Regions from separate parts of the Homo sapiens genome. Here region 1 is linked to region 2. Evidence: chromatin contacts called from ENCODE Hi-C or POLR2A ChIA-PET data. All regions are on one chromosome and are shown on one strand. Each heading gives the region's core, a stretch centred on a gene start or an enhancer-like site at or near the end of the contact. The rest is flanking DNA. Distances are from core to core; before and after follow the strand shown.

What was found. Hi-C counts contacts between places; a loop is a spot of excess contacts on that map. ChIA-PET counts read pairs that join two places held with the same protein, here RNA polymerase II (POLR2A).
Region 1: a map of endothelial cell of hepatic sinusoid shows a loop between it and region 2 (10-fold over the local background). The contact joins two enhancer-like sites. A Hi-C loop is called at or near these places in 1 of 168 maps with a recorded cell type or tissue (endothelial cell of hepatic sinusoid). POLR2A ChIA-PET finds 5 or more read pairs at or near these places in 7 of 52 experiments (A673, AG04449, Caco-2 and 4 more).

What each region holds. Positions count from the first base shown.
Region 1 is chr13:73,073,193-73,079,181 of GRCh38, forward strand. It overlaps KLF5 (KLF transcription factor 5), which reads left to right. Exons shown (of 4, transcript NM_001730.5): 4 at 2,516-4,346. The coding sequence ends at 2,694. Among named protein-coding and RNA genes, the nearest start is that of KLF5, 17 kb to the left of the region's middle. RefSeq lists enhancers at 1,536-2,342, 2,343-3,148. Within about 2 kb of position 2,524, at least 3 of the 41 ENCODE cell types and tissues checked have a DNase peak (open chromatin) inside an H3K27ac peak, as active enhancers do.
Region 2 is chr13:72,997,426-73,003,454 of GRCh38, forward strand. It overlaps PIBF1 (progesterone immunomodulatory binding factor 1), which reads left to right. Exons shown (of 18, transcript NM_006346.4): 17 at 1,397-1,570. Among named protein-coding and RNA genes, the nearest start is that of KLF5, 59 kb to the right of the region's middle. Within about 2 kb of position 2,791, at least 3 of the 41 ENCODE cell types and tissues checked have a DNase peak (open chromatin) inside an H3K27ac peak, as active enhancers do.

The DNA of each region.
Region 1 (5,989 bases), core at 1,274-3,773, 76 kb after region 2:
CTGCTGTTTGGCCAGAAATTGGGTACCAGTTTCCTCTACGATGTTTTACTTGAACGGTGTTGACACTTGAACAAATCCCATAGAAACTGCCCCAAGTGGGGGGATAGTTGTCCTTACTTTTATGGTAAGACTTGGCCCCAGTAACTAACATTCCAGACACTGGTAGTATTCTTGGCTGAATACTCTATAGATGTGCATAAATTGAGAGCAAAACCCCAAATGTTTTAGAAACTTTAATGGCTACCGTATTTCAAGCAATCAGTAAAGTAAACTTTAAAAAATACTGGTGCAGTTTATTGCTTCATAGCCAATAAAAATAGTGAACAAAAAGAGTCTAGTGTCCCTTGTTTCTTACATAAACTCTGAAAATTCAGTTCTGCTATTTAATTATTAAATTCAAAAGACTAGAATGATTTCTTTTAAAATTGGGAGCACTATAGGAATTTTTTTCCTTGTCTCAGACATCAGAAATAACTTTTTCTTTCCATTAAATGACAGTAAAGTATTTAACCAATATGTTTGTTTCTGTGGTTTATTTTTCACAGGGAACAAAAACTAATAGTACTGTGCAAAAATTTTTTTTGTGATCAATTTACATCTACAAATGTGATAGCTATATTTACTACTGGTGTTAAAATATTTCTATATATCAGACATTTTATGTGATTGTAAGTGACAGAACGTGATTTATACTTTGTTTTGTAAATGGCTTGAGTGTCTTAGGTTAAATTTCTGGTTAGAATCTACTATGAGGGGAGAAAAAACTTCTAGAATTGAGATGTTCATTTTTAAAGTGGATTGATAGGAACCAGAAAGGGAATTAAAACAAAAACTGTCTGGGTCAGAGGCAGAGGAGAGAAGAGAGGAAGTATGGCACAGCAATCCATACCATGGGAAATGTAGGTGAACTCTCAAGGGAAAAAAAATTGGGACCACTTTCATGTCGTCTGTTTTGGCACTTTCTTCTTTGTCTGAGAGTCAGAGTGGTTATCATGACAACAAAAATATATTAACCACAAATTGTAGAAATCTCAGTTGATGAGGACAGGGTCTTTTAAAGTTTAGACTGACTTGGTTAATCCTACAACTTCCTGAACATGATACTGCTAAATTAGGCAGAAAGGTTGTGCAGTTTCTGTTTCGTCAGAACTAAACAAGTGTTCAAAGCAACTCTGAGGTTCCTCCCTTTCAGAAGGAAACATTTTTTTAAGGGAATTTAAGAGGTGAAAAAGTATCTATATAAAACTCAGCAGTAAGCCAGTAATACTTTAATATACAAATTTATCTCACGAATTCTTATAAAAAATTCATAGAAAATTATAAAATCATAAATGTAGGAACTGCTAGTTAATGCTCACTGAAAGAACGTTTTGGCATTTATTCCTACTGGAATATATGATCTCCAGTAGGATTCTTCACAAACAGAGAATTAAGACTACATTATGAATATTTAGTGGTTTTGAAAGTTAAACAGCTGGCAAGCTTTGGGGAGCATTAGGAATAATATACATTACAGGATGGGAGGGAGGAACATACCAACTCAATACTCAAGGGAAGAGAACTGTGAAAGAATGGAATGGGTAGGTTGAACAATTTCAGACTTTTAGATGTATATTACACATGTAAGCTCCATGAGGCCAACTGTTTTTATTTTGTTAGCCATTGTATCACAAGTATTTGGGACAGTTCCTGGCCTATAATAGATGCTTGGCGAATTGTTTATGGAATGAATTTTGGGTGTAACACATGACAAAGAAAAACTAAATACAAGTCAACAAATGTCAGTTTTTACAGTTGTTTCATGGTCTTTTTTTTTTACCAATGTGAAGTTATCAGTACCAGACTATTTTGCTTCAATCTGCAAAAGGAAGGTGTGTGAAGGTGTGTGTGACTCTCAAAGAGTGAATGCCCTAATAGTCCATTTTGGAGGCCATGTTTTCAAGTGAACTGATTGATGAGCTGCAAGCTTCTGTCTGGCTAATTTAGAAACATCTAGGACCAGTTTCTGGTTAAGCAGTTGTGGTACATGAAATTCAATGTATAGGTGATTCGTGCAACAGCTTCTGAATTTTTTCCTCCCTCACCCACCTTACAGCCATTAGTCCTATAATAATTTAATTTGGGTTTGTTGGTATAGAAACTGTATTTGCACAATAATGATAAAGCCACTCAGGCTCATCTAGTCATTTCCTGGATTTATGTGTGTAGGAGTACATAAAAATAAGGGCACTGATTCGTTTTGTACTTGTCTAAAATTGTTATTCTTCAGTTGTTCAAAGGTACACAAAATGCTTTTTTCTTTATGAGGTAAAAAATACTTGGAGGTTATAAGAAATAACTCTTAACTAGCTTACTTTGAGTGGCTTTGATATGTATTTACTCATAATGGAATTCATGAGCTTTCCTTCTTTCGCTTGGCCAAGATTTTTTTTTTCTTTGAAATTCCTTCTCCGGTGTTATCTAGGATGTTTGCATTACAAGCAGGCCGCTTTACCTCCTTTGTTCGTTGTCACAGGTGAAAAGCCATACAAGTGTACCTGGGAAGGCTGCGACTGGAGGTTCGCGCGATCGGATGAGCTGACCCGCCACTACCGGAAGCACACAGGCGCCAAGCCCTTCCAGTGCGGGGTGTGCAACCGCAGCTTCTCGCGCTCTGACCACCTGGCCCTGCATATGAAGAGGCACCAGAACTGAGCACTGCCCGTGTGACCCGTTCCAGGTCCCCTGGGCTCCCTCAAATGACAGACCTAACTATTCCTGTGTAAAAACAACAAAAACAAACAAAAGCAAGAAAACCACAACTAAAACTGGAAATGTATATTTTGTATATTTGAGAAAACAGGGAATACATTGTATTAATACCAAAGTGTTTGGTCATTTTAAGAATCTGGAATGCTTGCTGTAATGTATATGGCTTTACTCAAGCAGATCTCATCTCATGACAGGCAGCCACGTCTCAACATGGGTAAGGGGTGGGGGTGGAGGGGAGTGTGTGCAGCGTTTTTACCTAGGCACCATCATTTAATGTGACAGTGTTCAGTAAACAAATCAGTTGGCAGGCACCAGAAGAAGAATGGATTGTATGTCAAGATTTTACTTGGCATTGAGTAGTTTTTTTCAATAGTAGGTAATTCCTTAGAGATACAGTATACCTGGCAATTCACAAATAGCCATTGAACAAATGTGTGGGTTTTTAAAAATTATATACATATATGAGTTGCCTATATTTGCTATTCAAAATTTTGTAAATATGCAAATCAGCTTTATAGGTTTATTACAAGTTTTTTAGGATTCTTTTGGGGAAGAGTCATAATTCTTTTGAAAATAACCATGAATACACTTACAGTTAGGATTTGTGGTAAGGTACCTCTCAACATTACCAAAATCATTTCTTTAGAGGGAAGGAATAATCATTCAAATGAACTTTAAAAAAGCAAATTTCATGCACTGATTAAAATAGGATTATTTTAAATACAAAAGGCATTTTATATGAATTATAAACTGAAGAGCTTAAAGATAGTTACAAAATACAAAAGTTCAACCTCTTACAATAAGCTAAACGCAATGTCATTTTTAAAAAGAAGGACTTAGGGTGTCGTTTTCACATATGACAATGTTGCATTTATGATGCAGTTTCAAGTACCAAAACGTTGAATTGATGATGCAGTTTTCATATATCGAGATGTTCGCTCGTGCAGTACTGTTGGTTAAATGACAATTTATGTGGATTTTGCATGTAATACACAGTGAGACACAGTAATTTTATCTAAATTACAGTGCAGTTTAGTTAATCTATTAATACTGACTCAGTGTCTGCCTTTAAATATAAATGATATGTTGAAAACTTAAGGAAGCAAATGCTACATATATGCAATATAAAATAGTAATGTGATGCTGATGCTGTTAACCAAAGGGCAGAATAAATAAGCAAAATGCCAAAAGGGGTCTTAATTGAAATGAAAATTTAATTTTGTTTTTAAAATATTGTTTATCTTTATTTATTTTGTGGTAATATAGTAAGTTTTTTTAGAAGACAATTTTCATAACTTGATAAATTATAGTTTTGTTTGTTAGAAAAGTTGCTCTTAAAAGATGTAAATAGATGACAAACGATGTAAATAATTTTGTAAGAGGCTTCAAAATGTTTATACGTGGAAACACACCTACATGAAAAGCAGAAATCGGTTGCTGTTTTGCTTCTTTTTCCCTCTTATTTTTGTATTGTGGTCATTTCCTATGCAAATAATGGAGCAAACAGCTGTATAGTTGTAGAATTTTTTGAGAGAATGAGATGTTTATATATTAACGACAATTTTTTTTTTGGAAAATAAAAAGTGCCTAAAAGATGTATGTGGTGCTTTTCTTCTTTACCTGCAATAAAGAGTCTGATCAGGGCGGTTAGTGAGAAATCAATTCCACACATTTGTAGAGGAGCCACATTGAACCCGTACCTACATAAGACGGGGATTTATTTTTTGAGACGGAGTCTCGCTCTGTCACCCAGGCTGGAGTGCAGTGGCGCAATATCGGCTCACTGCAACCTCTGCCTCCCAGGTTCAAGTGATTATCCTGTCTCAGCATCCCGAGTGGTTGAGATTACGGGCGCACGTCACCACGCCTGGCTAATTTTTGTATTTTTAGTAGAGGTGGGCTTTCACCATATTGGCCAGGCTGGTCTTGTGAACTGACCTCGTGATCCACCCACCTCAGCCTCCCAAAGTGCTAGGATTACAGGCGTGAGCCACTGCGCCCAGCTGGGGGATTTATTTTTTAAATTAGCATAAAGGGAGTCATAATTCACGAATACTTATCTGGCCACGTAATGCACGAGACCTTAAGCATCCTTAGTTGAAAACACCATAGAGAGTTAACTTGCATGTGCTAGTCTGGAGGCTGTGTCATCAGAGGCAAACAAGAAGAATTGGTGTAACACTTAAAAAAATCATTAGGATTTGGTTTTATTCCGCAGCAACAAGTACACCTAGAACCTACATCTTGTGTTTTTTTTTTTTTTGACACTATCACACAGGCTGGAGTGCAGTGGCGTAATCGTGGCTCACAGCAACCTCTGCCTTGGGTTCAAGGGATTGTCCTGCTTCAGCCTTCTGAGTAGCTGGGATTACAGGCACGTGCCACCATGCCCGGCTAATTTTTGTGTTTTTTGTAGTGATGGGATTTCACCATGTTGGCCAGGCTGGTCTCAAACTCCTGGCTTCAAGTGATCCACCAGCCTTGGTCTCCCAAAGCACTGGGATTACAGGCGTGAGCCACTGCGCCAGGCCTAGGTTTTGTTTTTATTTGTTTATTATTATTATTTTTAATTATGCTTTAAGTTCTGGGGTACATGTGCAGAATGTGCAGGTTTGTTACATAGGTATACACGTGCTGTGGTGGTTTGCTGCACCCATCAACCCGTCATCTACATTAGGTATTTCTTCTAATGCTACCCGTCCTCTAGCCCCCAACCCCATGACAGGCCCCAGTGTGTGATGTTCCCCTCCCTATCTCCATGTGTTCTCATTGTTCAATTCCCACTTACGAGTGAGAACATGCGGTGTTTGGTTTTCTGTTCTTGTGTTAGTTTGCTGAGAATGACGGTTTCCTAGATCTTGGTTTCTAATACCATTGTCCAATTTTTAAAAAATGAGCTCCTTAGAGAAACAGCTGATTCTAAGATTGGAGTGGGAAACATGCAAGTCCGGAGCATCCTGTAGTGTGAGAAAGTGGTATATCAGAAGGAATATAGGAAGCGATGAAAAAACCCGGCCGGGCGCGGTGGCTCATGCCTGTAATCCCAGCACTTTGGGAGGCTGAGGCGGGCAGATCACCTGAGGTCAGGAGTTCAAGACTAGCCTGGCCAACATGGTGAAACCCCGTCTCTACTAAAAATACAAAAAGTAGCCGGGCGTGGTGGCAGGTGTCTGTAATCCCAGCTACTCGGGAGGCTGAGGCAGGAGAATCGCTTGAACCCAGGAGGCAGAGGTTGCAG
Region 2 (6,029 bases), core at 1,541-4,040:
AAGTATATGCATTCTCATGTACATTGGCCAAGCCAGGCCCACTACTGCAGAAAGGAGAAAGGATTCTGACACCATTTCTTCTGACACGTCTCGCAACCCTAAAATCTATTAAGGTTATATGGCTTAAACTCAGCAACACTGCTTTAAAATACTCACTCAAGTTAGATGGTTCTAAATAGAACTAATGACAGCCAGAAGAGAAAGGCCTGTAGGAACTTGCTGTGACACAGAGCTGGTGTCTATAAACAGATTAGTAGAAGAGAGCAGAACATTGTTCTATCACCATAACTTTCGTGTTTTGGCATGAAGATACAATAAGATAATAGGAAAAAATTACCTGTTACATAGCCTACCACTGTTCTGTTCTGATAAATAAAGATTAAGAAGAGTTTAGCCTGTCATCTCTCCATATACTTGTATATGATGTATCAATTTAGTAATTAATCATAAATACCCACTAGTGTTATGTACTAAAGATTTGTCTATGGATATGAAAGACAAATACACTTGGGAGCAAGAACGGGTGAAATTTTTGATCTCTTCAAAAAGTTCATCACAATTAATTCTTAGTTCAAAGGGCAACTGAAGCCAACCCCACTTATCATTTGTAAAAGGATAAGGGATAATACAGCTAAAGAAATCCTGAATCTGTATTAAACTTACTGTTTAACTGCTGACTAGTAGCCAAGATTGGATTCTTTTTCTCTACCATCTTTATATAAGAATTCAAAGGAAATGCGACAGTTTAAAAGAAGAAGAGAAAAAGTTAAATGCTTAAATAGTCTACTCAGCGAATATATGTGGAGCATCTACAGTGGAAGGTAGCTATGCCAGTGGTTCCCAAATTTGTCTGTCTATTAGAATCACTTGAGATCTTCAAAAATTCCAAAATACAAAAAAATTAGCTGGGCGTGGTGGCATGCGCCTGTAGTCCCAGCTACTCAGGCACTGAGGCAGGAGGATGGCTTGAGCCCAGGAGGTAGAGGCTGCAGTGAGCCGAGACCACACCACTGCACTCCAGCCTGGGTGACAGTGAGATCCTATCTAAAAAAAAAAAAAAATTCCAAAGCCCAGGCCACACCACATCAATTATCTCACAGTCTCTGGGGTTGGGACACAGTCATCACTGGCAATATTTGAAGCTCCACAGGTGATTTCAGTGTGCAGAAAAACGTGGAAACCACTAGACTATAGAATGTTGTAATTGTCAGTTATATTAAATGAGTATTAATGATCAAAAGATTCATGTGCATGATTCTAATTACTATTTTATTTTCACAACTTATGTGTGTAGTATAATTGTTTCTTCTACTTAAAAATATTTTAATATTAATCATTATTAGTCTGCTTGCTAAAATCACTCTTGCTACTTTCTTCTGTTTTCATATATCAACAGGAATTGGCAGCAATGAAACAGATTCTCGTTAAGATGCATAGTAAACATTCTGAGAACAGCTTACTTCTCACTAAAACAGAACCAAAACATGTGACAGAAAATCAGAAATCAAAGACTTTGAATGTGCCTAAAGAGCATGAAGACAATATATTTACACCTAAACCAACACTCTTTGTAAGTACAATTTTTAAAACTCATAATTTTAATATTCCTGATTCTTACTAAATGTATTTTAGTTAATTTTTTCCTTTTACATTTATGAAATGAGTAGATTCCACAAATATGTTTCATGAAAAGACCTTGAAGGATTTGCATTAATCCATTTTCTAAATGTGTATATTACCTATCTTATAGATGATAGTATATTTTACTGTAATTCCTCATAAAGTGTGAAATCAATTAACATAAACTGAAATGCATTGTTAGCTAAAAATATATGTGCACAGAAATTAAAGAAAAAGAAATAAGAAAAATTTGGATTAAAAGGTAAAATACCAAAAATATGTACAGTTATTATGTGCCAATTTTTAAAAATAGAGAAAATAAATTAGGAAATATTGAAAACTATATATTTTAACAAATAATAAGAATCAAGATTAAAAGGCAAGAGAATTAAAATAGGAGTAACATTATTAAATATTCCATTTTACTTCAAATGGTTTCTCAATCATGCTTTCATTTCTCAGGAGAAACATGATTTTTATCTGCTAAACATAGAGACTCAAAACCAGAAAGATTTTCTCTGATATTCTGATTCAGTGAGTCCCCAGAATCTTAATTTTTTTAACTCCCAAGTTGAATATAATAGTCAAATATGAGAACTTCTGATCTCAGTCATTTTATTATACATGCAGATAATGCTACTGAAGATTAATAGGATGAAAGAGATTTTTTAGTGATTATATAATTCAACCTCCCTTTTTAAAAAAATGAAAGTTGCAGTTTAGATCAAATAAGAGACAATTGGGCAGACATGGTGGCTCACACCTCTAATCCCAGCACTTTGGGAGGCCAAAGTGGGAGGATCACCTGAGGTCAGGAGTTCAAGACCAGGCTGGCCAACATGGTGAAACCCTATCCCTACTAAAAATACAAAAATTACCCGGGTGTGGTGGCACACGCCTGTAGTCCCAGCTACTTGGGAGACAGGCAGGAGAATTGTCGGTGCGATGGCACCACTGCATTCACCACCTTGGCGAGAGAGTGAAACTCTGCCTCAAAAAATAAAATAAAATAAAATAAGGGACAATTATTTTAAGGATACGTGTGGCAGTAATGTAGACTAAGCTGACAGGCGGGAGAAAACAGGATGGCTCAGTTGACTAGCCTGGACACAAGGCGGCTGAGTCCATGCATCTTTTCCTCTGTAGTACATCAGCTTCTCTTTGTTTCTCCTCTAGTTTCTGCTTACTCATGTTTTCCACTTCCTCATTAACTTGCTCACAGCCCTTTGTCTTGAAACAGGTTTCTGTACATCCTTTCTGCATCTACTCTCTTATAATGTAGTTCTCCCTGTATTTTCCAAGACTAACAATCTAATTGGCATAGCTAATTCTTGTTGGGTGATACCCCTTTTTGGCAAGACTTCCTAAGCTTATTACCCAGCCTACAGAATGGCTGCCCTTAATGGTGAGCAGGAGTCACACAGTTCCAAATACAGCTGCCGAGGACTGTTTATTAAGGGCTATGGCTAGGCAGGTTTTGCTCAGAGAGTGGGCAGAGATTGTGGCAGACACTATGCTGTGTCTATTATAATCTATAGGAAGAAAGCAGATTGAATACATACACATTAATGGGAAATAGGGTCAGATGAAAACCACAAGATACAGCTGAATACTTAAAGCCTGTCAGCACTCTCTGATCTGCCTTTCTGATCCTACTCTGCTCCAGGCAGTGGCACTATTCCTTCTGACCCTGACCTTCTGCATTTCTAGCTTTAGCTTGGTAACCTGATTGTGATTTTCTGGAATACCGGCTATAATCAATCAGTACATGAGTAACAATAAGATTTCCCCAGTACCTCCAGATAAGGTTATGCAGTGATGATAAAATTAAGAAGATTCAATATTAGTTGGGTAGTTCTTCCTTCCTTATTTTTGCTTATCTGGATTTTCTATTTTATTCTACAATAAAATTCTTTTTAAATAATAATAAGGGAAATTTTTTTCAAAAGAGGTACAAGCTCAGCTATGTCCTAATGAAAACTGAGAGGTAATACTACAAACAAGTCAAATCAAAGACTGTAAGCTAATGCAGAATTAGTAAGGTGAACCGACTAGATAACCTGGGGCAAATCATTAAATGTTCTCAATGTGTTCTTATCTATAAAATTAAGTGGGAGGTTATAATGAAATGAGTTCTGGACTCCTTTTATTCTAGCATGCTATGATTCTCTTCAGGCATCATAATTTTTAGTTATTCTTTTGAATATTTTCAATTTTCCATAAGAATACTTTTTTATATTTTCTCTGAACTTGTTGATAAGGAATTTACCACGCTAATATTTGAAGTAAGAGCTAATCATTTTATAATCTCATGGTTTTATACCTAAAATGAAAACATTTCTAAATCCAGATCCTTTGGCTGAAAGTATTTGCTATAGGTATTTTCCCCTGATAGTAAATTCAGTGATGGATGGGTGGATGGATGAGCGTTTCCATATGCATTGACAATATGAGGCGAGCCACACAAAACTACTGTTAACTGGGTAATGGAGTGGGAGCAGTGCTGTGACGCAGAGGAGGAGAAATAAGAGCTTGACTTTTTTTTTTTTTTTTTTGACACTTAGGTCTTCTTCTGAAGACTTTTTTTTTTTTTGGAGATGGAGTCTCTCACTCTGTCGCCCAGGCTGGAGTGCAGTGGCGTGATCTCAGCTTACTGCAACCTCTGCCTCCCAGGTTCAAGTGATTCTCCTGCCTCATCCTCCTGAGTAGCTGGGATTACAGGCATGTGCCACAACGCCCAGCTGATTTTTGTATTTTCAGTAGAGGCAAGGTTTCACCATGTTGGTCAGGCTGGTCTCAAACTCCTGACCTCGTGATCTGCCCACCTCGGCTTCCCAAAGTGTTGGGATTACAGGCGTGAGCCACAGCACCTGACAAGACTTTTTTTAATGTGCTTTTTTATATGTATACAAATGTTTTACAGTGTACAAGTGATATTTACATCTGAAGGCAACCTCAAAATTCCCTTTTTTAGAAAAGCTCTGGCCTTTGAAATGACATATGTGACAGAGTCATTGTTCAGGCACTTAGTGTACCAACAAAAACTAATTGAACCACAGAATGTAAGTGCCTTAAGGACAGAAACTGTATTCCTTTTGTTTTGCATAGCATCTGAACAAAGCAGATACTCAATAAATATTTGCTGAAGAGAAAAAAAGGAGTTATTTGTCTCCCCAGTTTAGTTATGTTCTTAGCTGTTAAAACTCTAAACTGGGTGGGGAACTTTAATGTTAAAGTAAACTACAGGGAGAATGAAAGCTTCACCTCCCATGACTCTAGTTAGTGCTACTTCTGCAACAGGCAACTTAAGTCTTCTTTATTCAGAAACACCCAGTTCATTCCCACTAATCACCTACTTTCACTCTTAAGGTAGCTTTTTGCTGTGCTATCCCTTTTTTCCCAGCCTCACTTATCTCTTTCTTAGAAAAACCTAGAGCTATTCTAATCTGATTTAGAACAACTTTCCTCTTTCCTTCCTGAGCAGTATGGGACTCTTTTGCTGCTTTTCTGCTGCCATCCTATTCGAAAATAGAATTTATACTCAGGATTCACATCATTGTCATTATTTTCTCAATACCTTATTAAAAATGCAGATACTAGCAACTCTACTTTTAGTCTTTTCACCAAGTAGATTGTAAGCATTAAAACAAAAAAGAGCTTGGGCGCAGTGGCTCACACCTGTAATCCCAGCACTTTGAGAGGCCGAGGCAGACGGATCACCTGAGGTAAGGAGTTCGAGACCAGCCTGGCCAACATACTGAAATCCCGTCTCTACTAAAAATACCAAAATTATTCAGGTGTGGTGGTGCATGCCTGTAGTCCCAGCTACCTGGGAGGCTGAGGCAGGAGAATCACTTGGACCTGGGAGGTGGAGGTTGCATGAGCCAAGATCATGCCTCCACACTCCAGCCTGGACGACACAGCAAGACTCTGGTCTCAAAAAAAAAAAAAAAAAAAAAAAAGCCTTAGGCTCTAAGTATGGTAGCAAACAATACGATTGTGCACCTCCAGTGTATAGTGTGTGAAGTGTCTGATTTTTGGTGAGTTTACGACGTAGTTCAGGCCTTGACTTACATTTGTTATCTCATTGGCTAGCATATGTTGTATAGATAGATTAAGTTTATATAATTGATACATAAGTGGTTATATGAACGACATGATTCCCTAGAAGAGCTTTGGAAAGCTATATGTCATCTGGAAAGAAAAAAAAATTTTTTTTTTTTTTGAGACAGAGTCTCACGCTGTCGCCCAAGCTAGAGGGCAGTGGCATAGTCTTGGCTCACTGCAACCTCCGCCTCCTGGGTTCAAGCAGTTCTCTTGCCTCAGCCTCCTGAGCAGTTGGGATTACAGGCACATGCCACCATGCCCCGCTAATTTTTTGTATTTTTTTGTAGAGACGGGGTTTCACC